Regions from separate parts of the Mus musculus genome. Here all the other regions are linked to region 2. The links are chromatin loops, found by intact Hi-C in ENCODE. Cell type or tissue: left cerebral cortex. All regions are shown on one strand.

What was found. A loop is a pair of places that touch in the nucleus more often than their neighbours do. Peaks named below come from ENCODE experiments on the same cell type or tissue, not always from the same donor. Only the 100,000 strongest peaks of a DNase experiment are listed, where the experiment ranks them.
Region 1: a loop joins it to region 2, with 2.9 times the contacts of the local background. A loop is called at or near these places in 4 of 42 quality-filtered maps.
Region 3: it touches region 2 in a loop (3-fold over the local background); 4 of 42 quality-filtered maps call a loop at or near these places.
Region 4: it touches region 2 in a loop (3-fold over the local background); 2 of 42 quality-filtered maps call a loop at or near these places.

Annotation. Positions count from the first base shown.
Region 1 is chr2:91,560,229-91,568,228 of GRCm38, reverse strand. It overlaps Ckap5 (cytoskeleton associated protein 5), which reads right to left. Exons shown (of 44, transcript NM_001165989.2): 9 at 7,318-7,422; 10 at 5,386-5,475; 11 at 5,116-5,280; 12 at 3,781-3,909; 13 at 2,426-2,608; 14 at 1-92. Among named protein-coding and RNA genes, the nearest start is that of Snord67, 32 kb to the left of the region's middle. In left cerebral cortex, no CTCF peak of the experiment used is centred here; no DNase peak of the experiment used is centred here.
Region 2 is chr2:91,156,370-91,164,369 of GRCm38, reverse strand. It overlaps Madd (MAP-kinase activating death domain), which reads left to right. Exons shown (of 35, transcript NM_001177720.1): 15 at 769-871; 16 at 1,457-1,643; 17 at 1,738-1,888; 18 at 2,136-2,342; 19 at 4,000-4,053; 20 at 5,065-5,165; 21 at 5,882-5,965; 22 at 6,227-6,385. Among named protein-coding and RNA genes, the nearest start is that of Madd, 19 kb to the left of the region's middle. In left cerebral cortex, no CTCF peak of the experiment used is centred here; a DNase peak (open chromatin) is centred at 4,404.
Region 3 is chr2:91,577,047-91,585,046 of GRCm38, reverse strand. It overlaps Ckap5 (cytoskeleton associated protein 5), which reads right to left. Exons shown (of 44, transcript NM_001165989.2): 21 at 7,344-7,483; 22 at 6,838-7,012; 23 at 5,511-5,624; 24 at 3,809-3,937. Among named protein-coding and RNA genes, the nearest start is that of Snord67, 15 kb to the left of the region's middle. In left cerebral cortex, no CTCF peak of the experiment used is centred here; DNase peaks (open chromatin) are centred at 2,860, 3,090 and 3,937; H3K4me3 peaks cover 746 bases; H3K27ac peaks cover 2,283 bases.
Region 4 is chr2:90,763,901-90,771,900 of GRCm38, reverse strand. Fnbp4 (formin binding protein 4) reads right to left here. Exons shown (of 17, transcript NM_018828.3): 10 at 5,967-6,071; 11 at 4,360-4,493; 12 at 3,201-3,385. Among named protein-coding and RNA genes, the nearest start is that of Agbl2, 15 kb to the left of the region's middle. In left cerebral cortex, no CTCF peak of the experiment used is centred here; a DNase peak (open chromatin) is centred at 3,339.

The DNA of each region.
Region 1 (8,000 bases), 400 kb before region 2:
TCTTTGGTCTCCAATCCTTTCTTATTCTTTGTCCCGGCACTTGCTGAGCCACCTGGTGCAGTTGTTTTACCTTTCTTAGATGGTCCACCAGCCTAAAAGAAAAATTTAAAACCACAAACTACTTACAATTTTATAAAAGCAATTTTTGTTTTGTTTTTACATATTTTGACTCTTAAAGATCTTATTAAAATGATATCACCTTAAAAGTAAACAAAAGTTTATTGTCCACAGAATTACCACAACATTGACCATCCATGGAATATTTGGCTAATTTGCAGGCTGCATATTAAAATTTTTGTTAATAAAACAATCGAAAACATGTAGCTGAGCAGGTACTAGGCAGAGAGGCAGAGAGGCAGAGAGGTAGAGACAGAGGGTCTGTGAGTTTAAGGTCAGCCTGGTCTACCCAAAAGAGTTTCAGGACAGCTAGGGCTACCCAGAGAAACCTCATCCCCCACAAACCAAACAACAACAACAACAAGATCCTGAGTGCAATTCCCAGTAACCATCTATAATGACATCTGATCCCCTTTTCAGGAATGCAGATATACACGAAGATAGAGCATTTGTGTATATATAAAATACATAAAAAATAATAAAACAAATGAAATAAAAATGATGAACTGGGGTCTAGCTGGAGAGATGGCTTAGTGCTTAAAAGCATTTGCTCCTCTTAAAGAGGACTGTTTCTCAGTTCCAAACAACCATATCAGAAGGATAATTGTCTCAAACTTCTGAACACCATTCTGGCCTCCATAGACAACCACCACCTCACATGCATACATAAAGTCTTTATAAAAAATAAACTGGAGCCTAGCAGTGGTGACACATTCCTTTAATCCTAGCACTCATGAGGCAAAGGCAGGATCTCTGAATTAGAGGACAGCATGGTGTACAGAGTTTCAAGACAACCAAGACTACTAGACAAAGAAGCCCTGTCTTGAAAAACAAAAATCTGGAGGGGTCAGGCACAGAAATACATGCTTTAATTCCAGCATTCAGGATGAGGCAGAGGGAGACTCAGTTGGATCTCTAAGTTGTAGGTCAGCCTAGTCTACATAGTTCCAGGACATTCAGGGCTATATAAAGAGACCCTGTCTCAAACAATGACAACAACAAAAAAAAAACCATCTGGAATTATACTATATTTACAGATTAATTTGAGATTAAAAGTTGGGTCTTCATTGCCTCTAATAGCACTATTTTTAAATCTTTATATTTATCGCTATTGTTCGTATGGGTGTACACCCACTCCAGAGCTCATGTGTGGAAGTCAGGCAACAAGCTTTGAGGGCCTGATTCTCTTCTTTCACCATGGGATCTAAGCACTGACCTCAGGTCACCAATACTGATGGCAAACATCTCTGATCTTTTATTCTGGGGGCTGAAGGATCATGGGATGGAGCAGACAGACACACTATTTGAAGGTCAGATGAAGACTTGAAGAATCAAGTTTTCCTTCCTTGGAGAGGAAGTCTTTATTTTCATCACATATGTCCTGGTGATCAGGTCATCAACCTTGGCTATGTAAATGAGCTATCTCTATAGTCTAAGCTGTAAACTTAAAAAAAGAAGTGATTAAAATGTTTACCGTTTTTTTAAAAAAAATAAGGCATGTTACTACTATTTTTATTCCTAGTCAGATATTTACTCTTCTTGTTTTGTTTAGGTGTTTTTTGTTTTTCTGTTTTTTTCGAGACAGGGTTTCTCTGTGTAGCCCTGCCTGTCCTAGAACTCACTTTATAGACCAGGCTGGCCTCGAACTAAGAAACCCACCTGCTTTTGCCTCCCAAGTGCTGGGATCAAAGGTGTGCGCCACCACTGCCTGGCAGTTTAGGTATTTTTGAGACACATTTCTGTGGAGCCTTGGCTGTTCTGGAACTCACCCCATAGACCAGGTTGGCTCCCAAGGGCTGGGATTAATGGCATGTACCATCACTACCTTGCTCTTAGTCATAGTTTTAAAGAAAAAAAATTACATTATTAACGTAGAGTGTGGGTGTATCCTTGTTCATTAATTTTTTTCTCCTTCCATCGTGTGAATATGAGAGATTGAATTCTGGTTATCAGACTTGGAGCAAGCTCTTTTATCCACTAAGTCAACTTGCCACCTTATAGGCAGGTTATAAAGAAAAAGTGTAGTTATAATACTATGTCTTTATTAAGATTTGCCATGTAGCCAAGGAATCCATTTCTCAAATTAAGACATATTGGAAGAATACCATGAATATGAAACCTAGTCTCTTATCTTACTAAATTCTAATTTTTAAGCCATCTTTTAAGCCAAGTGTGGTAGCACACATCAGCAACTCCAGCACTTGGGAGATTGAAGTACAAGGATGACTGATTTCAAAGCATCCTAGGCTACATAGCAAGCTTCAGACCAGCATGGATTACGAAGTAAGACCTTGTCACAAATATTAACCTTAGCAGTAGGTGTTTTTTTTAACGGTCCTGGTTTGGGTCCTGAAACATCTTTTGTGTCTTTGTCCCCTGCAGCCCCTGATGCTGCAGCCCTTCCAGGTAGAGGCTTGGATTCCTTCTTTTCAGTTGCAAGTCCAGATTTTTTACCATGAACCAGTTCTACTTTTTCTGAACATTCTTTGATCTAGAGAAAGCAATATGAATATCATTATATTCCAATAACTTTAAAACATAACCATTACATTATTACTTAGAAGTCATTAAGCCACAACCATACCAAAAAAAAAAATCAGAAAATATTGTTGGTTTTTTTTGTAATTCTTATCTGTAATTTTCTTGGCAGTGCATATATGTGTTTTATTTTTTCATAAAGTAAAATTACAAAAGTACCTAAACAGCCATGATTTTGATGAAAGATATTTACACTAAAGAAAGACATTTCTGTATTACATTCTCTATAGATTAGTTATTCAGTGTTGGTTAGGTTATAATTGGAAAGATATTTTTACTATTGTATCACTGTAACTAAGATTAAAATGTCAACAAATTTGTTCTGAAATGTCATTAGAGAATAAACTGAAGAACTGATGTCAATTATCAGTGGTTTTTGTTTTGTTTTGTTTTTGTTTTTTTAGTAATACAGAAAGGACAAAATTAGTAACAAAAAATGCCCAGGGAGCACCCTCCAGAACTAATTTCAAATACATGCACATGTTTGGGACAGAAATTTTTTTTTCCCTACAGAAACAGGCAAGCATGAACCAAGCTTGGTGGTACATGCCTTTACTTCTAGCACTTGGGAGGGAGGCAGGGGTATACAGATCTCTGAGTTCGAGGCTAGCCTGGTATACAGAGCGAATTCTAGAACAGGCAGAGCTACTTGAGAAACCCAGTCTTGAAATTGTTTAACAAACAAAAAACCCACAATAACAACAAAAAAAGAAACTAGCAATAAATAAACAAAAATTCACAAAATCATGTTAAGTACTACTCTGAAATTTTATTATCTTTTACTTTTTGATGGATTCATATATAAATACACACACTCACACACATACAGTATATTGTAATTACTGGCATACTTATCTACTCTTAACTTTCTCTCATCCGTATTACTCACCCTCTTCCATACATGCACCCTTTTCAACATTCATGCCTTTCTGTACTGTTCTGTGACATACTGAATTTAACCAGGGTCATGAAACTGTCCACTAGAACATGGTGGCTCATCACTGAGGGCAACTGAATTCAGTGTCTGTCACCTCTTCAGAATCTATCATTATACAACAGTTCAACAGAGAGGGATAAGGTAGGTTTGCAAAATGCAATGCAAAGAGACAACCATTACTAACTTACCCTATCAAGTTTGAGTTTGTCAACATCAGCTAAAAATGGGTTTACTGATTTCTCACCAACCACCTTCAAAGCTGTACCCAGTGCTTCAAATGCAGCATCTCTGACTTCAGGAGCAGAATCATTGATGTGCTACACAGAAGTAAATGATGTTTAATACAATGAACTCTATAGTTACTACGACTTTTATTCAGAACTATAGTTGCTGGGTGAGAATTTTCCCGTTATAATTTACTGAGGTTTACTGCAAGCTTTTCTTTTGCCAATTAACAGTTAATCTTCCACATTTTTTTCTGGATTTCAGAAATCTTTAGTTAATTTACCTAGTTAACTAACTCAAATAATAATTTAGTTATTCACCAAGTAAATGTCAATTTTTTGTTTTTGTTTTTCGAGACAGGGTTTCTCTGTATAGCCCTGGCTGTCCTGGAACTCACTCTGTAGACCAGGCTGGCCTCGAATTCAGAAATCCACCTTTCTCTGCCTCCCAAGTGCTGGGACTAAAGGCATACGCCACCACGCCTGGCACTGTAAATGTCATTTTTTAAATGTAAATTACTTTCTTTGATGTATAAGAATGTTTTGTATGCATGTATGCATGTGTACCATGTGCATGCCTGGTCCCCACAGAGGTCTCAGAAGAGGGAGCTGGAGCCCTGAGAACTAAAGTCACAGATGATTGTGAACCACCATGGAGGTGCCAGGAACCATGCCTGGATTCTTTACAAGAGCAGCTCTTAACTGCTGAGCTATTTCTCCATCCTCTGTAAGTGCTTTAAACATTGTTTACATATATACACACACGCTATGTGTACATTTATGCATATATGAATGTCTCTTCCTTCACCTTTAAAGGAGATCTGGGGAATTAACTTAGGTTACTATGTGGCCAGTCTTCACCCTCTGAGCCATCTTGCCAACTCACCATGTTTTCTTTTCCTTTTACCTTTTATCTAAAATGCCCTATTCCCAATGACCTTCACACACTCTAGTTTGATGCTTATTCTTGGCGAACCTGTTATCCTTCAAAGGTAGAACATGACAGCTACATATCTTGGGTTCAGAGTGTTTGTTCATTTAAAGATCACAATCTATAGCATTAAAGTCATTATATATAACTAGTAGAAAAAATATATAGCCGGGCGTGGTGGCGCACGCCTTTAATCCCAGCACTCGGGAGGCAGAGGCAGGCGGATTTCTGAGTTCGAGGCCAGCCTGGTCTACAAAGTGAGCTCCAGGACAGCCAGGGCTACACAGAGAAACCCTGTCTCGAAAAAACAACAACAACAACAACAACAACAACAACAAAAAATATATAAATAAACTACCCCCAATTACCTTAAGTAGAGCAGCACAAAAGGGTTTTAGTAGACTCTTCGGCAATGTAGAGGAAGTGCAGTGACGAAAGCTTCTTGCAATAAAAAGTGATGTCTGCTGCTTGATGGTGGGATTTTTATTATCCATTACTGCTAAGACATCCTCACTGATGTTCTGTAGTGTGGTCTTTAGAAGAAAATGGCAATGAGCTTTTTCAACTTTAAATTGTCAAATTATTACAGTGACAACATGTATTAAGACAAAACCGAAAGTTCCATGCCATCAACTTACAGTGAGGAAGATTGCATCAATTGCCTCCTGCAGGGCTTGTACCACTTGAGGCTTCTTTTCTTTGAATTTTTCCAAAATTGTTGGCACAACCTGTAAAAGATGAACAGCTACACTAATACTCTAACAAGTATACACGAAGTACTGTAGGGGACAGCGAGACAAGATAGCTTAGCAGTTTAAGAACACATGCTGCTCATGAACAGGACCCGTTTGGTTCCCAGCACCCACATCATAGCTCACAGCTATCCTTAACTACAGTTCCAGGAGTTATAATGCTCTCTCTGACCTCCACAGGCACCAGGTACTCGTGTGGTACACAGACATACACGCAGTCAAAACACTCATACACATATAAGTAATATTAAAAAGCAAGAATGAAGTCCTAATATACACTATAGTATAGCTGATTCAAAATTTTCAAAATTAAGCTAAGTGAAAGCAAGCCAGTCACGGATGACCACACATTCTAATAGTCCATTTATATGGAATATTCCCCACAGGAGTAGGAAGTGCTCTTAACTGCCCTGCCATTTGTCTGACAATTTATTACATATAATTTTTTTGTTTTTTTGTTTTTTCGAGACAGGGTTTCTCTGTATAGCCCTGGCTGTCCTGGAGCTCACTTTGTAGACCAGGCTGGCCTCGAACTCAGAAATCCGCCTGCCTCTGCCTCCCGAGTGCTGGGATTAAAGGCATGCGGCACCACACCCGGCTTACATATAATTTTTAAAAAGGAAAAAAAATCCCAAATTAAGCAGATAGAACCATCTTAGCTAGACAGTAAGTTAAACAGAACCAGTAAAAACTCAGGCTAGAAGGGAAGGCAATCAATCACTCAACCATTGCTTAGCAAATTAATGTCAATTTTAAAAGTAGTTTTCAGTCGGGAGCCAGGGATACAGAGACTTCATCCCACCCTTGCCTCCCCAGAAATAGTTTTTTTCATTTGCTTGGTTCTTTTTGTTTTTTAAGACAGGATTCTCTGTGTAGCCCTGGCTGCCCTGAAACTTACTCTGAAGATCAGGTTAGCTTGAAATTCAGAGATCTGCCTCAGAATTTCAAACTGGGATTAAAGATGTGCACCACCACAAACAGCTAGGACTTTATTTTATTTCCATAATAATAGGCAGCACAAGTCATTTTTATTTGTTAGTATCTACTTTAGTTTTAGTTCTCAGAAACTATCTTTAATACATGAATTAGCAGTCTCCAGTAAGGCTACATATTAACAATAAAACCGACAACTGCTAAAATTTCAGAATGATAACTCATTTTAGGTAATTCAGAGGCTACCAATACCTGTCATAGTTAAAGAAAACATCTCAATTTATTAAACTCTATTACTAAACTTGATTGATACCTAATTTATGGTTTACTATAAACATTTTCCCCCTAGGGTCAAAGTGGTTGGAAAGACAACCCAGGACTTTATGCATGCTAAGTAGATGTTTCCACTAGAGCAATAATGCAAAACCCCACAGGTTTTACAATTTTATTTCAACTACATGTATTTCATATTTATAAAAGCAAAGAAGGATATACTAAGTAAATAATAAGCAAACAAGTCAACTAAGTACTTCAGGCCAAGTGTCTAATTTTTACACAAGTCTTGGGAAGAGCTAGACTGAAAATATATATGAAACCAGTGAGGTGTTTACTTCGTCCAACACAAAGATTTTTGGTTTTGTTTTTTCAAGACAGGGTTTCTCTGTGTAGCCCTGGCTGTCCTAGAACTCACTCTGTAGACCAGGCTGGCCTCGAACTCAGAAATCCACCTGTCTCTGCCTCCCATGTGCTGGGATTAATGGCATGCGCCACCCCCGCCTGGCCAACACAAAGATCTATGCCAAGAGCTGTTTTAAAATATAAAACAAACTAGCCTACCATTTCTGATAATTTTTCAGACTTACATCTAAATAGAATATTACTTACATGTCCTGCATATTGTCCAAATTTCTTTCTGAGCCCAACAGCTAAGCCAGTAAGACATTTTGCTGCCAAAGCTACCAACATGACATTGGTGTCCTTTCCAACAACCTGTAAAGGTGAAAAACAAAAGAAAAGTCATAACCCGGTAGAGAAAGGGGTACTAGAAATGAAAATATATCTTCAAAATAACTCTTCAAAAAATATTATACCAATAGGTAACCAGTTTTATTTCTTACAAAAGAAGAAAATCTTAATAATTATGAATTTATAAGCCTCCACTATGTGGTACTCTTGCTGCTGTTGTTGTTGAAGGGAGAGAAGGAAAAGAAAGAAACAAAAAAGAGTGAGAAGGGCATACTGAGTGGGGATGCAGCTCAGTGGTAAAGTGCTTACCCAGCACATACTGAGGCTCTGGAATAAAACCTAGCATCAAGAAACACAAAAGGAAAAACCAACATAACAAATCCTTGACCCTCCCTAGGGACACATGGCTGCCTGTACTGCACAATGTACAGAGAAGCTGGAGGTCTATTGTCGTTACTTTGGAACAGAAAAACCAAACAAACATATTTCCAAAGGACACAGGGCAACAGCTCTGCTGTAAATTTACACCATACAAGCATTAATACAAACTGCTGTGGTTATCGCAAACCTCACTGTGACCATTCCTATATAAGCCATTTAGT
Region 2 (8,000 bases):
CATCTGCAAGATGTCTCTCCTTGTGGTTACCCACAGGCCCTCAGGATCCCTGTGCTAGATATTCCACAAAACAAGCGTTCCCTCTTTCATGCATGTGCCTGTTTAGTATCTGTGTCATTTGCCTTGCCCCTGGCTTTGAGAGGCCCCAGGCCTAAGAATGTTCTTTCTTAGAGCCATGGTTATCTCCTGGTCACTTGGCTTCCAGCTTTGACGTGCCCAAGAATCAAGGTTCTACGCACTTTCCAGGCTTTGAGAGAGTGCTCAGATGGTCTGACTTACTGTTCCAACAATGGGTAGAGGGTTTCAAGTATTGTGGTGCACCTACTAATTGTGTATTTTTGTCCCAGTATTTGGGCTAAATACTCTAATGGAGATTGTTACTGAAGCCGGCCCTGGGAGTGGTGAAGGTGGGTCTTCCCCGTGAGCTGTGCATGGCCTTTTTGTTTTTTCCTAGCAACTTCTCTGCCTGCCTGAGGGCCATCCTCCTCATGGAGCAAGCAATGTCACACGAGTGACCTGCCTTGCATATCCCCCACGACACCCATGCAGCCCATGGGGCATGCTGCTGGTGCATGTGGAGTGGCCTCATCTCCGTCCCTATCTCCTGCACATTGCCATGGCTGCTTTCTACCTTTGTGTGATGTTCTGATATCACCCTGCCCAGCCCAGCTGGAGAATGGGTGTGGACTATGGCAACCCAGGGGTATGATAACGTGAACCCCCCAGACTATGCCAAAGATGTGTCTCAATTCTACCTTCCCAATTTAGGAAATAGGAGGGCCTTAGTGGACCAGAAGTCATCTGTCATTAAACACAGCCCAACCGTGAAAAGAGAACCTTCATCCCCACAGGGCCGGTCGAGCAACTCTAGGTAATAAATGGCGGTTCACTGGTTTGTTTGTTCCTTGAGGCAGAGTCTCATTATCTCCTACAATGCTTCCCTTAAACTCAGTATGTAGTTGAGGATGAACTTGAACTGATCTCTACTTCCATTCCCAAGTGCTGGGGTTACAGGCATGCACCCTGCACTTAACTGGCAGAACGGTTTGAAAGTTCTCACATAGAGGGAATGACTCCTGATTTTTATTTTTATTTTATTTTATTTTATTTTATTTTATTTTATTTTATTTTTGAGGAATGTTCAAGATTGGGAGAGTAGCTCTCAAGATAGTAGATTTAATCAATTTTCAGTCATCACTTCCCCATTTTTAGCCAGTCCCCAGGCAGCAGTTTATGATGTGGTTTTTGGTGTGGAGAAAGGGAAACTTCAGGAGTGTGGGAAGTTGTCAAACGAGATCCTGGGGGTTGGGAGCCGGGGATGGGTTGTGGTGGTCATGAGCGTCTGGAGACTCAGCTTTGTGCTTTTCCCTGGGATGTATCTTGTCTGGTGAAGAGGGGGGTGTGGTTGCTCTGCCAAGGATCAGATGACCACAGAAGTGGTTTGTGGACCCTGTAGCGAGAACCAGCAGTTCCTGAAGGAAGTAGTCCATAGTGTGCTGGACGGCCAGGGAGTGGGCTGGCTCAATATGAAGAAGGTACGCCGGCTCCTGGAGAGTGAGCAGCTTAGAGTCTTTGTACTGAGCAAGCTGAATCGCGCAGTGCAGTCAGAGGATGACGCCCGGCAGGATGTCATCCAAGACGTGGTAAGCGTCTGGGCAAGGGATTGGGATCAGCTGGGCAGAAGAGTGTGGATGTTAGAGAGAGGTTGCTAGCTCTAGGTCCTGGCTCTTGTTGCAGGAGATCAGCCGGAAGGTGTACAAGGGGATGCTAGACCTCCTCAAGTGCACAGTCCTCAGCCTCGAGCAGTCCTATGCCCACGCAGGTCTGGGTGGTATGGCCAGCATCTTTGGGCTTTTGGAGATTGCCCAGACCCACTACTATAGTAAAGGTAGGGGCGTACCTGCTGTCTCCCTGTCAGGCTTCCCAGTGCCACTCCGCTCTGTCACACGTTGGCATTTTGATTTATATGTAAGAAACATAATTCCTACCATGCAAACCAAGGCCTTAGCTGTGCTTCCCTCCGTTTGCTAACTCTGCCCCACATCCTCCTGTACCCCCCCCCAATCTCAATTTTCTGACCTGATTCCTACTTGATATCTCTTTTAATCACTTTTTGTATTTGTTCCTTTCCTCAGAACCAGACAAACGGAAGAGAAGTCCGACAGAGAATGTAAATACCCCAGTTGGCAAGGATCCTGGTCTGGCTGGGCGGGGGGACCCAAAGGCAATGGCCCAGCTAAGGGTCCCTCAACTGGGCCCTCGGGCACCAAGTGCTACAGGAAAGGGTCCTAAAGAACTGGATACCAGAAGTTTAAAGGAAGAGAATTTTGTAGCATCTGTTGGTATGTATTATTTTGTTTGATATGCCAAAATGGGCCTGGCTTCTTAACTATCCCTCCATTCTCTCAGTTCACCCAGAACCCTGACTTTCTCTTCCCCATGCTTGCTTTTTAGAGAGGGAGATAGGTCTTTGTCCACTTCCAGGAGCATTTTCTTACCCGCATCTGGTCTTCCTGCTCGCTCATAGCCGCCTCACCAGCATCTTTGAAGAACAATGGAAGTTTGCTTAGAGACCCATGGGATGCAGTGCAGGGAGTCTGAGCTGTATTCTCAATCCCTTTTTAATTTGCATCTGAATTTCTTTACATAGAGAAAACACGTTCCTGGAAACTGTTAGGAAATATATAGATACATCTTTGGGATGTAAAATTATGATCATCTGGGTCTCTGCATCCAGTTTTCCCCCATCCAAGCATTACAACACTGCTCTGGGATGTATTCCGTTCTGGCATGTTTGGGTTCTAGACTCCAAAATCACAGATTTCTGAGCCAGCTCTTCTTTCTGCTTTCCACCCCAGACTTGACTGAAAACTTGCTTATGTTTGGAGTTTCTCTGTTCACACTCTGATGTCACCTGTGTTTGGTGTTTCTCGGTTCACACTCTGGTGTCACCTATGTGGCTCACTCCTACTTGACTGTGAGTCATCTAGGCTGCTTTCCTGTGGATGCTGACCCCTGGTCTCTATGCTCTGCTTTCAGCTGGTGCTTCTTTGCCATGACCTCTAACCATTGTCCTAAGTTTTCAGAGGAATGAAGCAGCTCTCTTCTTGGGGCATCTCCGGTTCTCTGGTTGGCAAATATTCTCCTAGAAGCTGTAGTAAAACCTGGCTTTCTCCTGCCTGATACGATGCCCTAGAAAAATATTGATCTGTTGTCCTGAAAGTCTTGACTCTACTTGGGCAGATCACTTCACTATTAGACTCTCTGTCGCCTCATCTAGAGAATGAAGAGATTACACTAAGTAAACTCTGAAGTTCTTCCAGGAAAAAAAAAAGTGCTCTGATTGGTATTTCCTGTGATTTGTATTACTGAGAAGTTAGTCTTGACCATTTTCCGCTCTCTGTTACTTCTGTTGGAAGCGTGTTTTCCTAGATACTGACTACAAATGGGTCTCTTAGCTGAGAAGGCAATAGTTCCAAAGGTAAATTTGGTTTTTTGGTGGCAACAGGAGGGATGCTAACTGAAAGCTTGGCCTCGGTCCAGTCCAGGAGTCAAGCAGATTTCTGCTCATGCCTCTGAAATTCTTGGCCTGCTTGTCCCGATTGTCTCTCTTATCTGTAATTTGTAAGCGTGGCCGTTGCTCAGCTTATTTGGCAGAGAGATCACAGTGTGGTAGAAGTCAAATGATCTGTCTCCAGCCTATTTAGGGCCCAGTTTCTCATACAAAATACAAGGGTCTCATGAAGAACCCTTCCAGCTTAAAAATTCTGTAGTGTTTACATTGGGAGTAGGACTAGAAATTTAGAGGCTTCAGTTCATGACTTCAGGGGCAAAAACTGGATTTTTGATTCCTCAACCCTACCCAAATTAAGATATCTTGGTATCTCTTAGCCAATAATGCTGTGTCTGAAACGGAATGAGCATGGGCGGGGTGATTCCTGTCCTTTGACAAGTCTGACTTTCTGTCTTTCTCTCCTGCTTGCATTGCATCTGGGGTAGAATTGTGGAACAAGCACCAGGAAGTGAAAAAGCAAAAGGCTTTGGAAAAACAGAGTAAGGAATGAATGCCCCTTCCTGTCCCCCAGTCTCCCATACCTGCCAACTTCCCAGGCCCAAATTGGGGCAGGCTCCCTTTGTCAGCCCCACTCCAAATTTGTTCTTGGGTGGTATTTGGAGGAAGAGTTGAAAAGACAGGTCAGAGACTTCCTGGGGGAGGGCGGTGCTGCATTTGGATTGAAAGCAGGTAGGCGGTGTGTGACTCCTAGGTGTATGGTGTGTAAGCTACTCCTTGCCCTCCCTTCATTAGCAATCAGGCGTCTACTGAGTAAAAGACCCAGATCTTGGTTTTCTCTTGCTCTGTAGCTGGTGGGGAGAACTTCTGCAGAATGCAGCGTCCCTCTGTGACTGATACCTCCCTCACTGTTAGGCCTGTGGGCGCAGTTGGCAGAGATGGTTGCTGTCCCTCTGTGTTGAGTCTGTAGCTTCCCAGCTCTCTCTAGTGGCTTGCCTAGGCACACTTTCTTGCTTTCTGTTGTTCTGTCCTTCTGCCATACCATCCTGGGTGGGTGAGTTAAATAGGGGCTTTTGGGTTTTGTTTTTTTGTTTTTGTTTTTGTTTTTGGTCTCAGATGTAGATGGTGTAGGGTGGGGGAGAGATGACCATGGAAACAGTGTTTCCTTCTTTCTTTTGGCCTAATCTTTTCTGGCCTCCTTTAGACACATTTGTCAGGAGTCACTGAGCTTCTGAGGATACTTTAATGGTCTGCTTCAGGCACAGGTGAAACTCTAACTTGGGTGCCATGGAATGGGGTTTGTTTGTAGAATGTTTTATCTTAGGATGATTTGCTCGGAATTTTCTCAGGGTGAGAAGATGGCTGCAGAGACCCTTGGCCAGGTCTAATGTACTAATTGGTTCTTATGGTTTCTGGGACCTCTTCTCGTGGGTCCCAGTGGTGGGGAGGGGGATTCGATGACTAGGGGTGGAGCAGGCTCTGCTGCTGGCCCACTCCTTCACCAGCCTGCCCCAGCTTCTCTGTGCTGAATAACACAAGTCTTCCCTACTCAGGGCCAGAGGGCATCAAGCCTGTCTTTGACCTGGGTGAGACAGAGGAGAAAAAGTCCCAGATGAGCGCAGACAGTGGTGTGAGCCTGACATCTGCCTCCCAGGTTTGTAAGAGCCTTCCTGAAGATTGCCAGGAGTAAATTACTGTCTCAAAGTAAGACACACACACAAACACATACACAAATACAAACACACATACAAACACACACACACATTTTGGCAGTGGGAATTAAATTCAGGGTATACATTCGAGATAAAGACTACCACTAAGTTATACCATTAATCCTCAAAATACTTTTATAGTTAAAAAGGAAACAATCTCAAATATAACCAATAATAAGGAATACTTAAATAGTCATGAAATGTAATACTACAATTTACTGTGTTTTTAAAAATTTAGCAACACAGTATAACTGTGTGTGTGTGTGTGTGTGTGTGTGTGTGTGTGTGTGTGTATGATACATCTATGAGAGGGAGGGTCTTACTAGTCTAGCCCTGGCCGGCCAAGAATTGTAGTCCCAGCTGCCTTTGAACTCACAGAGATCATCCCACCTCTGTCTCCCAAGTGCTGAAATTAAAAGTGTGTGCTACTCTGTCCATCTTCAATTTAGTTTTTAAATATATCTAGAAAAGACTAAAAGACTATCAGGAAATATACTAAAAGTAGAGGTTAATGTGGGCAGTACACTTATTCTTTTGTTTTCTATAATGGGTATTTATTTAATGTGTTATTTTATTTATGTCAGTTCACATAACCCATTTAAAAAAATTATTTGCTCAGGATTTCTCTAGAACTAGGTGTGTCTTCGTGTTATTTCAGAGGACTGATCAAGACTCTGTCATCGGTGTGAGTCCAGCTGTTATGATCCGAAGCTCAAGTCAGGATTCTGAAGTTAGCACCGTGGTAGGGGAATACCACATTGGCCTCTTTGTGGGTGGGGTGTGGCCTTCTCCCTGGAAGGGCTCCTTCCCTTTGATCTGCTCTTAGTCTCAGATCAGCTTGATCCTCATGGGTGTGTGGACGCAGGATGTCACTCATTTTATAAAGAAGTGTATGGGAAAGCTGACACACCTCTAAAATGATTCTTTTCCTAGCAGTCAGGGTTCTAGCTGGCTTTGGGAATCCTTCTCTGGGACTGTCCTTACTGCCTTTTGTCTTTCCCAGGTGAGTAATAGTTCCGGAGAGACCCTTGGAGCTGACAGTGACCTGAGCAGCAATGCAGGTGACGGGCCAGGAGGCGAAGGCAGCGCCCACCTGGCAAGTTCCCGGGCCACTCTGTCCGACAGTGAAATCGAAACCAATTCTGCTACAAGCGCCATCTTTGTAAGCTCTATATACTAACAAAAGAACATTTCTTTAATGGAAGAGGAAAGTGGTTTAGAGACAACAAGAAGGAAAAGGTGGGGCTGGAGGTGTAATTCAGAGGCCGAGCACCCTTGTGCAGGCGCTTGGTCCTGCGGAGGAAAGGGGAGCCTTCCCATAGTCCTGAGGAGGTCTGGCTCAGCTGGGTGGCTCTTTTCTCTCTCTCTCTTTCCAACTGTCTGCTGTTCTGTTTCCTTCCTCCCTCCTTCCCTCCCTCCTCCCTCCCTCCCTCCCTCCCTTTTTTCCTTCCTCCCTTCCTCCCTCCCTCCCTCCCTTTTTTCCTTCCTTTTCCTTTTCCTCTTTTTTGAGACAGTCTCACTGTGTAACCCAGGCTGCTCTCAAGCTTGTGGCCCCTCTGTTTTCGTCTCCCAAGTGCTGGGATTACAAGTGTGTACTGCCACACCCAAATGACATAAATCCTCGAGCTCTCACTTCTCCCGTCTGCTCTGCAGTGAATGCCTGCTTCTTTAGGCAGCGTTATCTGCTTTGATCCCTGAGCCGCCTTTTTAAGACGGCAGTGGGTATTTTCCACAACAGCTTTTCAGTCCTTTTGTCTAGAGAGGACAGTGGAAGATAGGATTCCAATGAAGTCATTTTCTTACTACTGGTGCTCATCTGTCTCTAGGTCCTTCTATATGTCTGTTCCTAGAAGAGCCAATGGAGACAGAGTTAAAAATTAGCAGGGTCATTCAAGTTAGGGCCTGACTCATACTGAGTCTACACAGACTGTTTTAATAAGAGTATTTGAGAAGTCCTTCCAGCTGGGTGTGGTGGCTCATGCCTGATATCCTTCTCAGGGGCTGAGGTAGAAGGATCTTAAGTTTGAGGCCAGCCTGCTACATGGTAAGACCTGGTCAAAAGGGGTGGGGCCCAGGAAGATGTCCCAGCAAGTAAAGGCTTTTGCCCTCAAACTTTGACAACCTGAGTTCCATCCTTGGAACTACATGGTCAAAGGAGAAAACCAACTCCTAAAAGGTGTTTTCTGGCCTACACTTGTATGCATAACCACAACCTGCACATTACCCCCAGGACACGTGTACAAATGAATAAATGTTACTTTAAAAAGTCTTTTGAGGGCTGAAGAGAGGCCTCAGCGGTTAAGAGCACTAACCACTCTTCCAGAGGTCCTGAGTTCAATTCCCAGCAACTACATGGTAGCTCACAACCATCTGTAATGGGATCTGACACCCTCTTCTGGTGTGTCTGAAGACAGCTACAGTGTAGTATACTCATATAAAAAAATTAATAATAATAATAGTAGTCTCTTGAAACCTTTTTAAAAATCCCTTCATTGTTGGGGCTGGAGAGATGGGCTTAAGAGCACGGACTGCTCTTCCAGAGGTCCTGAGTTCAATTCCCAGCAACCACATGGTGGCTCACAACCGTCTGTAATGGGGTCTGATGCCCTCTTCATCAACAGTGTACTCACATATGTGTAAAATAAATCTTAAAAAAGAAATCCCTTCATTGTGCTTTGACTCTGGATGTTGACAAATACAAGGTCATCCCTGTAAGATGCTGGTGACCGTGTGTTACCTTCCCTGGCTCTCCTCACCACACAGCCCTAACTGTCCTG
Region 3 (8,000 bases), 420 kb before region 2:
CAGTTGACTAGTTTTTACTTAACCAATTCTGATTCTTGTGTAATGATACCCTACTGTAGTTTTTCTTTTTTTTTTTTTTTTTTTTTTCCCTTTTTTTGTTAATAGCCCATGTTCCCTTAAGCTGATAGCACTCTTCCTGAATCCTGGTCTGTATATACCACCATGCTCAATCTCAGGTCAATTTTTTTGTTTGTTTGGTTTTTGTTTTTTCGAGACAGGGTTTCTCTGTGTAGCCCTGGCTGTCCTGGAACTCACTCTGTAGACCAGGCTGGCCTCGAACTCAGAAATCTGCCTGCCTCTGCCTCCCGAGTGCTGGGATTAAAGGCATGTGCCACCATGCCCAGCTAATTTTAGGTCCATTTTAACATAACATTTTTATGACAAGTAATAGTATTATTCTCAAGAACTTATTTGCTTAAAAAAATGTCTGTAATGTGTTTTGTCATTTTCAAATTAGGTTTCCTTTACTGTTCAGAATCTGCTACTCTTAGGAGTTCCATAAGTAACCTAGGCTGACCTCTTAACTCATAATTTCTCTGCCTCAGCCTCTTGAATGTTGGAATTACAGAAATGTATAGCCACACTCAGTTTGCTATTTAGTTTTAAGGTCTTTATCCTAGATATTCTTTACTGGAGTTTGCAAATATTTTTCCCAATCTTATGACCGCTCTTTGAGTGTCTTTTGCAGAGTAAGGTTATTTACAAACATTTTCTGCAGTATAGGCAAATATGTTGACTTTGTATCTTTCAAACTTAGTGAACTCACTGATTAAATAGGAAATTATTTGTAGATTTCTTGGTTTTACGACTAAAGAGTTATGTTATCTGCATACAGCATATGGGATGGTATTACTATTTTTCTTTTTTGGAGACTGAGTTTCTCTTTGTATCCCTCACTGTCCTGGAATTCACTCTGCAGGCTGGCTGGGGACTCAGAGTTTTAAAGGATGTGTGCCACCACATCCAGCCTCATGTAGCTAATTTTTAATTACTAACAAGCTGAGAATTTTCACCATGAGTATTATATTTTAACAAATGACTATTTAAAAATCAGTTGATACAATCACATGAAGTTTCTTCTATAGTCTGTTGGCACAAAGGAATACATTGATTTCTGAATGCTGAACTCTATTTTTATAATCTGATTAAAATCTGATTTGCCATTTAAGGGCTCAAAAAAAAAAAAAAAAAAAAAAACCCAAACAGAAAACTATATACTATGCAAACACACAAAAAAGGGAATCCTTTAAGAAGTTTTTTGTTTAACAAAAAGAAAAAAAAGAGCAGGGCAGTGGTAGCGCACGCCTTTAATCCCAGCACTTGGGAGGCTGAGGCAGGAGGATTTCTGAGTTTGAAGCCAGCCTGGTCTACAGAATAAGTTCCAGGACATCCAGGGCTACACAGAGAAACCCTGTCTCGAAATACCAAAAAAAAAAAAAAAAAAAAAAAAAAGAAAAAAAGAAAAGAAAAGAAGAGAGAGAGAAAAGTAGGTTTTTTTTGTTTTTCTATTTTCTTAAAAGGGAAATAATCATTTTGTTTCATGGTGTAAGACAACAGTCAATTATAGTGGAGACATTCTGGCAGCAGAAACTTGAGACAAATGATCACATTTTATCCTAAGGAAGAAAACAGAGAGCCATAAAGTGTTTAGCTCCCTTTCTAACTCTTATTCAGTCCAGGATTCCAACCTATTGGAAGGCAACTGGCCAAACTGCCCCATGTTTAACTAATGTAGATAACAGTGCCCCATACACGTGCCCAGAGGCTTGGCTACTAGGGTGATTCTGGATCCTTTGAAGAAGCCAATTTTGTTTTTGCCTGGTAATCAGGAGTCAGACAAAAAAAACCTTCATAATTATAATTAGTTCACAACTTACCCTACGTTAGGGATGAGAGAAAAAACTAGCTTTCAGGAAAGAGCTGAGAATCTACTCATAGAAAAAAATATAAAAACATATCTAATGGGAGTAAAGAAAAATCTTATTTCTCTAACCAAATCCTTACCTCAAGAACACTTTATTTCATAATTTCAAACTTAAATAGCACTTAACCTTTACTGACCATATCATTCTTAAATTAGGCACTCCTTTAATCCTGTCACTTGGGAAGCACAGGCAGGTAGTAGTGTTTGAAGCCAGCCCCTGGTCTACACAGTAAGTTCCAGGACAGCCTGAGCTACACAGAGAAACCCTTCGTCCAGCGAGGGAAAATCTTATTCATGTCTTTTGTGCTAATATTAAATTCAAGAGCAGATTACATATTGTATTAATATTTATGCATGTCTTATAATTTATCATTATTCACTTTCTTAAACAAAGCAGGTTTTAAAGATTAAGGGCTTCTCTGCACTGTTACTCAAAATTTTGTGTCTCTAGTTTAGTGGCTACTTAAAATTTTAAATTATTTATTTTGTGATATTATAATTTCATGATTTCTCTTCTCTTTCCTCCCTCCAAGTCCTCTTATGCTCCTCTCCTTCACCTTTTCCATTAATTATTGTTACATACACAGACATAGGCACACAGACACAGACAGACACACATGTATGTGTGCGTGGGTGTGCATGCTCATTTGTTTACACATATGTAGAGGAATTTTAATTTATAACATGACTGCTCTGGTAAGAGATCACATCCAAAGATCTTCTAGGAATCCCAGGATATAGATATCTGAGATCAAGGCAGCTTCTACTTCTCAAATGCCAAGCTTAGAAACATGCTCAGTTTTACAAAGTACTGGGTTCCACTTTAGGCTTTATTTAGACAGACACTAACAACTACGTTTTGTTCCAGCCAAAAGTGTTACTATTAATGAAACAAGTTGGACTGAATTTGAGAGGCGGAGGCAGGCAACCACGAGTTCAAGACCAGCCTCAGCCAGATTCAAGTTAGACGTCACAATGGACAATTTGAGACCCTATCTCAACTCTCCTACTGCACCCCATTCCTGAAAGAAAAAAAAAGTAACAAAAAGCAGGGTGGAGAGAGGGCTCAGTCAGCCAGAAAAGAGCTTATCCCACAAACATTAAGACCTGAGATTAGATCCCTAGCCGCCATCTAAAAGTTATGTACTGTGGTCCATATTTATAACAGAGCTGGGGGCGGACAGGAGGATCTCTGAAATCGCTAGTCTGGCTGAATCTGTGAGCTACAGATCAGAAAGGACCCATCTAAAAAAAAACAAGAAGGAAGGCCAGTTGTGGTGCATTTTTTTAACCCTAGCATTCAAGGCACAGAGGCAAAAAAGTTCTCTGTGGTCTTAATCCCAGCCCTCAGGGTGGTGTGGAGGCGATATTAAAATGGGACAGTGACTGCTGGCCTTCATATGCTCATGTACTCACAAGGAAAATTAATGAAAAACAAAACAAAAACACAAAAATAGAAAGCTCTAGGAATTTGGTATCATTTTACTTATTGTTATAAATTTATGTTTCAGTTTTTTTTCTTTTGGGAAACTGTTTTCATGCTAGTCTGCAATTCATTATGTAAAACAAGCTGGCTTCAAACCTTTGCTGATCCTCCTTGCCTTAGCCTTCAAAGAAACAGGATTATAGATGTAACCCACCAAATTTGTTAAGCTGGGCATGGTAGAACACACCTTTAATCTCAGCAGAGCAGAGGTAGACAAAACTCTTAAGGTTCGAGGTCAGCCTGGTCTACACAGTGAGTACCAGGACAGCCAGGGCTAAATTATATAGAGAGGCGCTATCTCAACTACTCCCCCCTTCCCATGCATACATAGTTATTATAGAGGCCATCTAAGGAAGTAAAAGGTATCAGTAAAACATATGATTCTTTATGGTACTAACCTCTTGCCTCAGGAAGGGATTTTCCTTTTTAAGTTCTTCAGAAAGATCTTCTCCCTCCAGCCATTCTTTCATGCCAGTTTGTTCTGCCCAAGCATTCACAGTTGCTAGGGCAGCAGCTCGAACATTGTTCTGAATTGAGAAGAGAATTGGCAAAAATAACAAGTACAGTTGGAGGGAGGGTGAGTGTGAACAGAGGCTTCCCTTGTTAAGGCCCCATGGACATAATTAAACCATCTTCTCTGAAACAGAAACTGGTGCTATGGTTCTTCTAAAGACTTCAAAAGAAGGTGGAAATATAAAACACTAAATTAGAAAAAAAAATCTTATACTCAATTAGGTAAAATAATAATCTAGGTAAATAGTATAAGGATAATAAATAGATTTTGCTTTATGAATCCATGGGAACTTTTATGATGTTATAAGCTAAAGAATGAAATTCTATGTTAGAGGCTCAAATTGTTAAGAATTAAGCAAACAACTTGAATATGTTTAAATATTGACTTCCATTCACAGAGTATAAAGATTTATGAAAAGACTCAATTTTTCAAATTAAGTCAATAACTCAATAACACAAAAGTAAAGAAACATTAAAATATTTACCCTATGGCAAATATTTAAATAAAAAGTTGCAGCCTTCAATGATACTTCAATGACTTCTGAGATGATCCAATTATTAGCACCTAACTGAAGTACTAGAAAAGCATGTTGTAGTAGTTCAGGGTGGGACGATGTAGAATATTATTTCAAGATCTAAACTTTATATTTAATGATGTATTTATTCATTATGTCAAAACTTTAAGCCAGTTGTGGTGGCACACGCCTTTAATGCCAGTGCCTGGGAGAGAGAAGCAGGTGAATCTCTTGAGCTAAGTGTGGTCTACACACAGATTTCCAGGACAGGCAACTTTAAATAAGAAACCTCTTCTCAAACCAAACCAAACCAACCAAAGAAATACTAAAAACAAAACCTTAATGACATTATAATCCTAAATAGCAATCATTTATTGAATGTATATTATATGAAACAGGTACATTAAGATGTATCTTAATAAAAATGATTGTTTCAACTAAATAATCAATATGTTGATTATTAAAAAGTATTTCGGGCTGGAGAGATGGTTCAGCAGTTAAGAGCACTGACTGTTCTTCCAGAGGTCCTGAGTTCAATTCCCAGCAACCACATGGTAGTTCACAACCATCTGTAATGGGATCCAATACCCTCTTCCTGTGTGTTTGAAGACAGCTACAGTGTGCTCATATACATAAAATAAATAAATCTCTTTGTTTGTTTGTTTTGGTTTTTCGAAACAGGGTTTCTCTGTGTAGCCCTGGCTGTCCTGGAACTCACTTTGTAAACCAGGCTGGCCTCGAACTCAGAAATCCGCCTGCTTCTGCCTCCCAGGTGCTGGGATTAAAGGCGTGTGCCACCACGCCCAGCTAAATAAATCTTTTTTTAAAATATGTTTCAATTCTTTAAGAAAGAAATTTCATAAAGATACTAAACCTAGAGTATGTAACTATTTAAGGATCACAAACTAAATAATGGTACATCTAGTCATCATATCAATTCTGCCAGGAAGGTAACAGTATCTATCTTTATAATATTTTAAGCAATTATGTGAACTCTAAAACAGAGTTAGTTACCCCAAGAATGCGGCTGCCTTAGTGTAGAATGGACTATGTTGGAAAGAGGCTTCTTTACCTTGCTATCTCCGAGAACAGTAATGACAGGGATGCCCAGGTTCTTTACATGCTGCCTGATGTTTGCACCCATGGCTACTGCCAGTTGCTGAAGGATATTCAGTGTCTGCTGCACCTGAGTACAAACATCCAACACAGGTTCAAACTGTAATTAAACTTGCACAAAGTTTTACAATTGCTATTATGTGGTCAATATTACAGACTTCTGAACTACTTAAAAGATACTATGATAGTATTTTAACACGGAACTATAAATAAGTTAGCCTCTTATTGGGTATTGCACTTGTGTGTACATACCCACACTCAAAACACATATACACATACAAAATTCTTTCTTCTTTTCTTTCTTTTTGAGATAGGGTCTTACTATGCAACCCTGGCTGGCCAGGATGGCCTGGAACTCACAGAGACCCACCTGTCTCTGTCTCCTAAGTGCTGGGACTAAAGGCATGCTCTACCATGACTGACAAAAAAATAAAAATCTTTCAAAAAACTACAGTACTAGAATTTTACTTTATGGTTTAAAAATATTGACATAAAAATAAAATATAAAAGTTAGAGCCAGCAAGATGGCATTGTGGGTAAAGGTGCTTGTGGTGGGCAAAGGTACTTGTGATCAAGGCTGACAATCGGAGTTTAATCCCAGAACCTTTGTATGGTGGAAGGAGAGAACTGGCCTAACAAAATGTTCTCTGACTTCTATATTCACCCTCTTTCTCTCATATAAATGAACAAATAAACTTATGCTTTCTTAAAAAACTAAAAATTAAAAATAGAGCATGTCTATAATCCCAGCATTGGGGAGGACGATGAAAGAGTAGCTTGAGAGTACAACATTATTGAGTTCAAGGCCAGCCTTCACTACACAATGGATCTCTATCTTAAAATTAAATGAAAAAATTGAAAATGGAAATCAGGCATATATACATATAAAATAGTTCTACATAAATATATTTAGTAAGGGACCCCTACAAGAAATAAACTCTTAAGCTATTCATGGTGGAGCACACCTTTGATTCTAGTGCCTGGGAGGTAGAGACAGGTGGATCTCGATGAGTTTGAGGCCAGCCTGGTCTACAAGAGCAAGTTCCAGGACCACCAATGCTATGCAGAGAAACCTCGTCTTGAACCCCCTCACCACCCCTCAAAGCCCTGACATTTATAAATCTTGTATCTTGAGACACATATAAGAAACATAAGGAATCTTTCTGTAATTGAAAACAAATTAACATGAACACTCATTTTTGCTAGTGAAAGTCACAATGAAAATGAACCTTCTATAGCAGCAGGGAAAGGAAAGAGAAAGAAAAGGCACATGGTCCACATACCAAGATTTTGTTTGAATCATTCAGTCGACCCTTCAAGGCAGTTGGAAGTTCACCTATATTTGGTTGGATAAATTTTGCTTCATTGATAATACCTGCCACTTCATCTAGGCCTTCTTTCCTGATCTTCCAATTCTTGTCACCAATCTTAGACACCAACTCTGAAGTAATTTTGTCACTGAAAAACAGAAGGCATAATTCTAATTCTATATTCCTAAAAGATAATGGTACCCAAACTCCCTTTACTGAATTAATAAAAGGTCAAGATTTTAAGAATATGATACTGCACAATTGTCTACTTGGCAATCAGGAAGCTAAGACAGGAAGACAGTGGGTTCAAGGCCAGCCTATACTATATAGTAAAAACCCTAGTCTCAAACAAAACAGCTGGCCATAGTGGCACATGCCTTTAATCCCATCACTCTGAGGCAGACTGTCTCAAACAAACACCTAAACCCAAATATCCAAATAACATAAAGAATAAAGTAATTTCTCAGGATAAAACCTACCTGATCTCAATCCTCGGCAAAAGATCAACAACATCATTGCCCCCTTCACCTGGTTCCTCTCCATCTTCTCCTTCATCTGTAGCACTTGTGCTGTGCTTAGCAATTCCCCTCGTTGGAGCGGGAGGACTTTGTCCCTGCATCTACACACACAAGAATGAAACTAATGAAGCTGAAGAACGGCAGCAAAGAGTCTAGAGAAGGCGCCTATGTAAAAGGTTCTTATTTTTTCATAATATTTGTTTGTTTTGGCTGTCCTGGGAATAGAACACAGGATCTTATGCATGCTACCAAGTGTTCAACCACTGAATTTCATTCAAACTCATAAAATATTTAGACAATATTGTAATATATACTTTAGTTGCTAGCTAGATCCTAATTGAGACAAAAGCGCAAGTTATTTTTTATGAAGATGATTAGAATTTGACTTCCCAGTCACAAAATTGTCTTTTGACTTATATTTCCAAAACAAAAGAAAGCAAGATGTGAACACTTAGCATATTCAGTCAGAGCTATTCAAGAAGACCTACCCTTTTTGTTTTTAGTCATAATTAAAAAGCAAACAACAACAACAAAAAACCAGTAAAGTTACATTTCAGGCAAGTGTGATAGTATACCAGTCTAATCCCAGCATTCAAGAGGCAGGAGGCAGGGGACCTG
Region 4 (8,000 bases), 390 kb after region 2:
ATATTAATATATTATCATATTTATAACCTTAGAAGGGAAAGCTATTGGTTTTAAATCTTTTTGGCCTTGATATAAAATTGGATTTTATTTAGACTAAGTCCACCAGGAATGTTGAAGTCAGTTTTATCAATGGTTTCCTTCTAGTTTCAACTTTTATTGTAAGAATGGCTTTCAGGTAAGAATGGCTCGAGGTTTACCTTTTACCATACAGCATCAACTGTGTCATCAAAACGATAAAACAGCTTAATGCTCGACATTAAAGCATTAAATAAACACACACTGTTAATTGTACAGTATCAACTAGAGGATATATAAAAACAAGACATCATAGGCGAGAATCCCACTTGGTGGTGTGTACCTGTAATCTCTGCACCTAAGAAGTGGAGGCAGAAGGATCATGAGTTCAAGGTCACCCTTTTCTTATCTGTGTAGGAAGTTTGAGAAGAATCTGGGGTCTGTCTCAAAAAACTAAGATAGTGGAGTGGTCAGGAATGGAATCACCAAAAATCAAGCCTCAGTTCATTATCTACTAAATAAACAAAAAATAAGTCCTAACTTATTAGAAATACTGTCACTCACTGCAAAAGTCAACTTCTGAAATGAGATACAGAGTAAAACTCCGTCTTTTTACTAAACTCTAAAATTACTATAATCTCTGAATTTTAATTTTAGTTTAACTGATGTTATATTAGGCTACTTAATGATGTTAGCAAGATCATTTGTGATATGACTGCAAACTTTTTGACAGGAGCGAGGAACAAAGCACTTTGTGTGTGCTGGAAATCTGTGTGTGTGAATAGGGGTGGGGGTAGGTGTGGGGTGGTGTTCCACCAGGCTATCCTCAAATTTGAAATCTTCCTGCCTCCGTCTCTTATGTGCTGATAAAATGACCTATGTGACCACCATACTGACTAAGTCAATTATAAGTTTTGAGTCCTTTCTTAGCGGGCAGACCATGATTAGCCTGTATCTCTGGAAAGTGGCCTTGTGTCAAAGATCAGGGGTACAGCATTTTTAAAGACAAAGTCACAATTATATCCATGCTCCAGGAGGTTACATTAGTGAAAGACTCAGAATAAAGCCTAGTAACATCTGCTTTCTTTGCAAGGCTCACAGCATTTTCCAGCCACTGCAATGATATGTCTGAACAATGGCCAAGGTCACAGACAGGCCCAGAAGGGTCACCAAGGTGAATGTGGTACTGGGCATGGAAGGCTGAGTAGTGGCTAAGCAGGCACAAAATACTGCTGGGGCAGAATGGCAGTACCTCATTCATTTTACTGAAACAAGCCGTGTGTGTGTGTGTGTGTGTGTGTATATATATATATATGTATATGTATATGTATATGTGTGTGTATATATATATATATATACGTGTGTGTGTATGTATATGTGTATGTATGTGTATGTATATATATACCAATAATCTTGTCTTCAAGTGTCACTTTAACAAACAGCTAATAGTCTTTTTGTGGGGTGGGGTGGGGGGACAGACAGGGGACGACAGGGTCTTGCCACAAGTCTCCTGGCAACATCAGACATAATCACAGGAGGTCCAGACAGGAAAATCTCTTGTTTAAGGCCAAAATCTGGGTTATAGAGTAGCATCTTGTCAAAAACAACCTAAGCAGTGGTAGGAACATGTGCTAATCCTGGGTTTACTTCCCAGTACCACTTACAAAACAGAAAAGACGGAAGAGAGGAAGGTAAGAAGGAGAGAAAACAAAAAAGACTTGGCAAAAAATTTATTTTCTTTTATAAATTGTCAAACTATGTGACTTCTGAGCAGCTGACTTGATCTCAGGATAGACTAAGGAGCCCACTTACTTATTTCAGTGAGTGGGGAGGCTCCCTGGAGAGATAGCTAATACCCCTGGATATTTTTCCAGATGAACTGTGGCACCCACTCCACATCTTACAATCACCTGCAGATTCTGAGGTAGTCTGGCTTGCAGCTCTTCTGGCCTTTGAGGTGCCAAGCACCAAGCACACACACTGTATATGGTGCAAGCATGACAATCTGAGTTCAATCAGTACCAACCATGTTTTACAAACAACAAACAATCTGGATGTGGCCACAGTCTACCCACCACTTGGGAGGCAGAGTAGATGAATCCTGAGTTGGAGGACAGCCTGGCCCATATAGCAAGTACCAGATCACTGACACAGTGAGACCCTGTCTTAAAAAGTGAGAGAGGCATGTGTGGTGCCTGCTTGGAATTTCAGCAGAATTGAAGCACAGAAGGTGGACCACGTCCAGATCAGTAAACTTAACCTCATCAAGCAATTCCAGGTCTCAGTGAGAGAGCCTTTCAAAAAGCGTGTCTGGCTTCAGGAGTGAGATATAAAGCTGGTAGGTCTCTGCTTGGGCATTCTCAGATGGGGGGCGGGGGGGGGGGTGTCGGATCATAAAACCATTACAATTCCCCTAGGACTATCTTAAATGGGAAGTTTTACCCATTTCTGATCAGATTATCTAAAAATACCACTGACAAACTTAAATCCCATTGACTGCTAGAATAGATTCTACTTCTATAGCTTTTCTGCCTATCATTTTGATTTATACTTAATACTTAGAAGACTAGTGAAAGTCAGAAATGAGGCCAAAATATCAAGTTGTATAAAATGAAAAACCATCCTCATTTTTACTTCACAGATCTGGAAATTCCAAAACTTAGTCCTCGCATAGCCATTCCTGTCTTTCTCTGTTACATGAAAGAAGTATGGTTATCTTTTTTTTTTTTTTCCATTTTAAAATTTTTTATGAGTTCACATGAGAGGAGGGCATCGGATTCTATTACCGATGGTTGTGAGCCACCATGTGGCTGTTGGGAACTGAACTCAGGACCTGTGAGAGAGCATCCAGTGCTCTTAACCACTGAGCCATCTCTCCAGCCCTATGAATTATTTTTGTTTGATACATAAAATTTGTACTTACTAACAGAGTACACAAAACATGTATTAATTAATATTCAGTGCATGAAATATTTTAAGATCAAAAGGTAGCATTTTATTTTTTTACTTTGATGGCAGACTGATACATTGACTTAATTCCTTTTAGCAAACTCGTGTGTTGTCACAGTTTAAGTTGGACTTCAATTAGCATGTTATTCCTATGCTATAAGTTGTCCTATAATAAAAAAACTGATGTTCTTTTCTCTAAAGCTATTGTTCTACTAGAACAGAATAAACTGTCTTACCTGTCGGGTTCTCAGAGGATTCTGTAGAGTTTGGATCAGTGCAGGTTTTGTCCTTCACGGTCAGCTTAGGCAGACTCTCATCTCTAACTTCCTTTGTTTGGCTTTCTTCCTCCTCCTCACCATCTGGGAATTCCCATTGAGACTCGCCCGACTGTTCGTTTACATAGAAATATCGTCTATGATCCCTAAATCACAAGAAAGAAAACCCATGTTTTAAAATCTGTTCTCCTACAGAGACACTTCCACTGGGTCCTGTCCCAGGACAGCAAGCAGTCTGCTCTCACAGGGACGAACCTCTTCTTATGGACTGCTATTCACAAAGGCCACAAAGAGCTTTGACAATTGTGGATGGAGAACCCAGGATAACTCAAAGCTATTTGCACTGCCAGCAGCTCTGTGAATACAGCCCTTAGCCCTCTCCAACAGATGACTTAGAAATCATTTGTTTTGTTTGTTTGGTCTTTTTTTTTTGCCAATGTAAAACCGGGTTTCAAGTGTCATTAATGAAGGGACTCAGTTGCCTAGAACACTAATTTCCCTTCCAAAGAAGAGAACATCGAAGTGAAAGGTGACTCTTCCCCTCTTGGACCGTGGAATTCATTTCAAATTCTTGATATCAAACACAGTGAAAGCTAAAGAGAGGGAGAGGATCTGGGAGCTGAAAAATAAAAGAGCAAAGATTTCAAATAACGAAAAAAAAAAAATCAAGAAAAGCCAAATATAAAAAGAAATGTTTTCATCTGACCTGCTGGCAGAGGATAGTAATCTTGTTCTTCATTCACTTCTGCAGTCACGAAGTTTTCCTTAACTTCACCGAGGTTAATCAGGAGTAGTTGCTTCCAGAGGTCCTGTAAAGCGCACAGAGCTCTCGCATGCGCTTAACCCCCAAGCCCGCCCTACTCCGTGCAACACTCTGGAGAGTAAAAACCGGCTTTGTCCAATCTTGGGAAAAAATCTGTTACATGGAACACTTTTAAACACTGCTTTTTGTTTTCCGAATGTGTGGCTGGCCAAGATCTGCTTGCAGGCTTTGCCTGCCCAGCACCATAACTGCAGCTGCCCAGTCTCCAGCCAGGCTGTCATGGCGTCGGTGGTGGTGATCACAAATCATGTCTGAGATGTCAAAGGTGAAAGGTAAGAAGGGGAGAAGAGTGCGTACCTGTCCCAGTGGCAGGACCAGCCTTTAGGAGTGGCGTTTATTTCATACTGTTTTAGCTGTTCTGCAGCATCCTGAAGCTTTCGTTTTAGGTAATTTCCATTGAGAGCCCCTTCCCGCCAGTCTGCAATTCGAGTCTAGAATCAATAGAGAATTAATTAGAACTTATGCCAGGGATTAAGACTGTATCACGTTAGGCAGTGGTGGTGCACACCTTTGATCCCAGCACTCGGGAGGCAGAGGCAGGCCGATTTCTGAGTTCGAGGCCAGCCTGGTCTACAGGGTGAGTTCTAGGACAGCCAGGGCTACACAGAGAGACCCTGTCTTGACAAAACAAAACAAAAAAAGACTGTATCACTATGCTCTAATGGAAGATATCATCTTAATTAAAATGTATGTCTATTAAGGTGGTATTTGCTTTGATTAGTAAAGTGTTACTACTACCTGGGGCTGACAGTTCAAATATGAAACCAAAGTTAAAACTGCAAAACATATCTTTAAAAAAAACAATTATTTAAAGGCAGGAGTGGTGGTACACGCCTTTAATCCCAGCAGAGGCAGGAGGATCTCTGAGTTTGAGCAACTATACATCAACCTCCAGGGCTGCCAGGACTGCATAGACTCTTTACGAAGCACTCCCCCACAAAATGATGTTATTATTACTGTCTTGCATGTCTTTTGTGTGAGTATATGATGTGCTCTGAGTAGAGGTTCAAGGACAACTCTGTAGAGTTGGTTCTCCCACCTTCTGGGTTCTGGGAATCAAATGACAGTCATGTAGTTTTAGCGCTAGCATTTAGGCCCACTGCCAACATCTCAATTCACTCTGTACATCAGGTTAGCCTCAGACTCCGACATCCACCTGCTCCCACCTTCTGGGTGCTAGGACTGAAGGTACACACCAAAACTACGTAGTTTACAAAATGTACTCTCAATACAGAATGCCATTTATGGGCTATGAAGATAGCTTGGTTATTAAAGTGCTTGCCACAAGTACCAGGACAGGAGTTAAGATCCCCAGACCCGAAATAAAAGCCAGGCAAACGCCATGGTTCCCCTGTAATCACAACACTCAGAAAGTAGAGACAGGGAACACCTGGAGCAGTTGGCCAGATGAAGCAGCTATACTGGCAAGCTCTGGATTCAATGAGACAGCGGGTGCCTCAGCAAATAAAGTGAATTGCAACAGAGAACAATTCAGTCTGAGCCACTACATGCATGCATGCACAAATACATAAACACATATACAGGAGCACCACTTATACATGAAAACAAAACAAGTGCTGTCAAGAGAGCTGGCTTGGCAGTAACCCCAAGTCTGGTTCCCAGCACCCATGACAGGTAGCTCACAAATGCCTTTACCTCCAGGTCAGGGGACCTGGCATTGTCTGCTGGCCTCTGTAGGTATCTGAACACATATGGCACACAGACACATGAATAAAATAAAACTTCTATAAAATTAAGTAAGTTTTTAATCTCAGCACATTGGAGACAGAGCCAGGAGGATTTTTGATGCTCTGTATAGTAAGCTCTAGGCCAACCACGGCTACAAGTAAATCAAAAATAAGACAACAACAAAATGCCATGCACACCCAAACCAGCTGCATTACCTCAGTCTGTAAGAGCAGCATGTGAAAGTTGGAGATGGACTGCCTATTAATCCCTAGGAATTCAAATTTACTTGTCAGGGTATTTGCCAGTTCTCCAATCTGAAACTGTAACAGAGAACAGAAAAATTAAACCCAGAACTCCAGCACTCCTTCCTATACTATGCATAGTCTCCCATTTATTATTACTGGTAGTAGGATTTATTGTCTACAGACAGATGATTGTAACTAGTTATGTTTAGGCCTCTAATTTATAAAAAAAAAAAATCACATAAAAGAATGGATAAAATGTTTTTTGGTTGCTGGGATTTGAACTTCGGACCTTTGGAAGAGCAGTCGGGGGCTCTTACCCACTGAGCCATCTCACCAGCCCTAAAATGTTTATTTATGTACGCACACATGGATTTCAACAGCGGAACAAAGATCCTAATCCTAAACAATCAAATTTACACAAAGTGGTGGTTTTGAGAGGGTGGAATAATAAGGAGTAAAAACTTTCATCCATAAAACTGGGAATCTAATGTACAGCATGGAGACTATAATTAATAATACCATATTGTAGGAGCTGGAGAGATGGCTTAGCAGTTAAGAGCACTTTTCGTTTGTTTACCACAAGACTCCTGGAGACTGGAGCCAGGACATGAGACTTGTAAGCCCACGTCTTTAGCCAGTGAGTCAACTTGTCTGTCTCCATACCAGAGTGTTCCAATGACAGCTTAGGTACAAGAAGGAAAAATCACTATGTGAGTGGCTGGAGAGATGGCTCAGCGGTTAAGAGCACTGGTTGCTCTTCCAGAGGTCCTGAGCTCAAATCCCAGCAACCACATGGTGGCTCAGAACCATCTGTAATGGAATCTGACGCCCTCTTTTGGTGTGTGTGAAGAGTGTTAACTCTGTACTCTTAACCAATCAATCAATCTACAAAAACCAACCCAACCATACTGTACAGGTGAAATTTGTTCAGATCAAATATTCTAACACCTCTACACAAAGAAAGTACGGTAACAACTTATTAGCGGGCTCTGTAATAATATCAGTATCTCTCTATATTTTATATCTATATAGAGATAAAGCAAACCATCTAAATGGGACACATGGCAAATGTGTCAATTATACCTCAAAGAGCTGCATGAAGGACATCTTAATTGATATTCTACTATCACCTACTAGCCCCATGCAGAAGCCTTAAAATTCCCCTTCCCAGGACTGCCAGGGCTATACAGAGAAACCCTGTTTCGAAAAACCAAAATAAATAAATAAATAAATAAATAAATAATCCCCTTCCACTCCTTCTACATGGCTGCATAAAACACTAGTGATCAAACATCTTTAAAAATACTATGCTACAGGGTTTTTGTTTTTTTTTTTTAACACAACAAATTAAATTTAAAGAGCCACATTGAGCCAACCAGACTAAAAATTTTAATTAACGCCAGGCGGTGGTGGCAGCACTTGGGAGGCAGAGGCAGGCGGATTTCTGAGTTCGAGGCCAGCCTGGTCTACAGAGTGAGTTCCAGGACAGCCAGGGCTATACAGAGGAACCCTGTCTCAAAAAACCAAAACCAAACCAAAACAAAACAAAACAAAAAACCCAAAATTGACAAATCTGCCTATACTCAAGATGCATATACATTTTTGGTCATATTCTTCAATGCACTGTAAGCCAGGTGTGGTAGTAAAAGCCAATAATCCTCTCAAGAAGTCTAAGCTCTGGAGGAGTAAGTTCTAAGACTGCCTGAGCTAGAGAATGTCTTAAAAGAACCATTCAGGCAATCATATACATATGATATGCACAAATCCTAACATAGTGCTAGGTATTATAAGCAGCCTAGAAGGATTTAACATGTATGAAGGATGTGCATGTACAAATGCTGCTTTGCTTTACAACAAAGACCCAAACAGTTCAGATTTGATTCTATCTCATGGGATCCTGGCTATAAATCATTTGTGAACCAGAAGATTTTATTATGAGGTTACAAATGCAATTGGAAACAAATTTGTCTTTGTTTAAAGACAAGTATTTCACATAGGAACTAA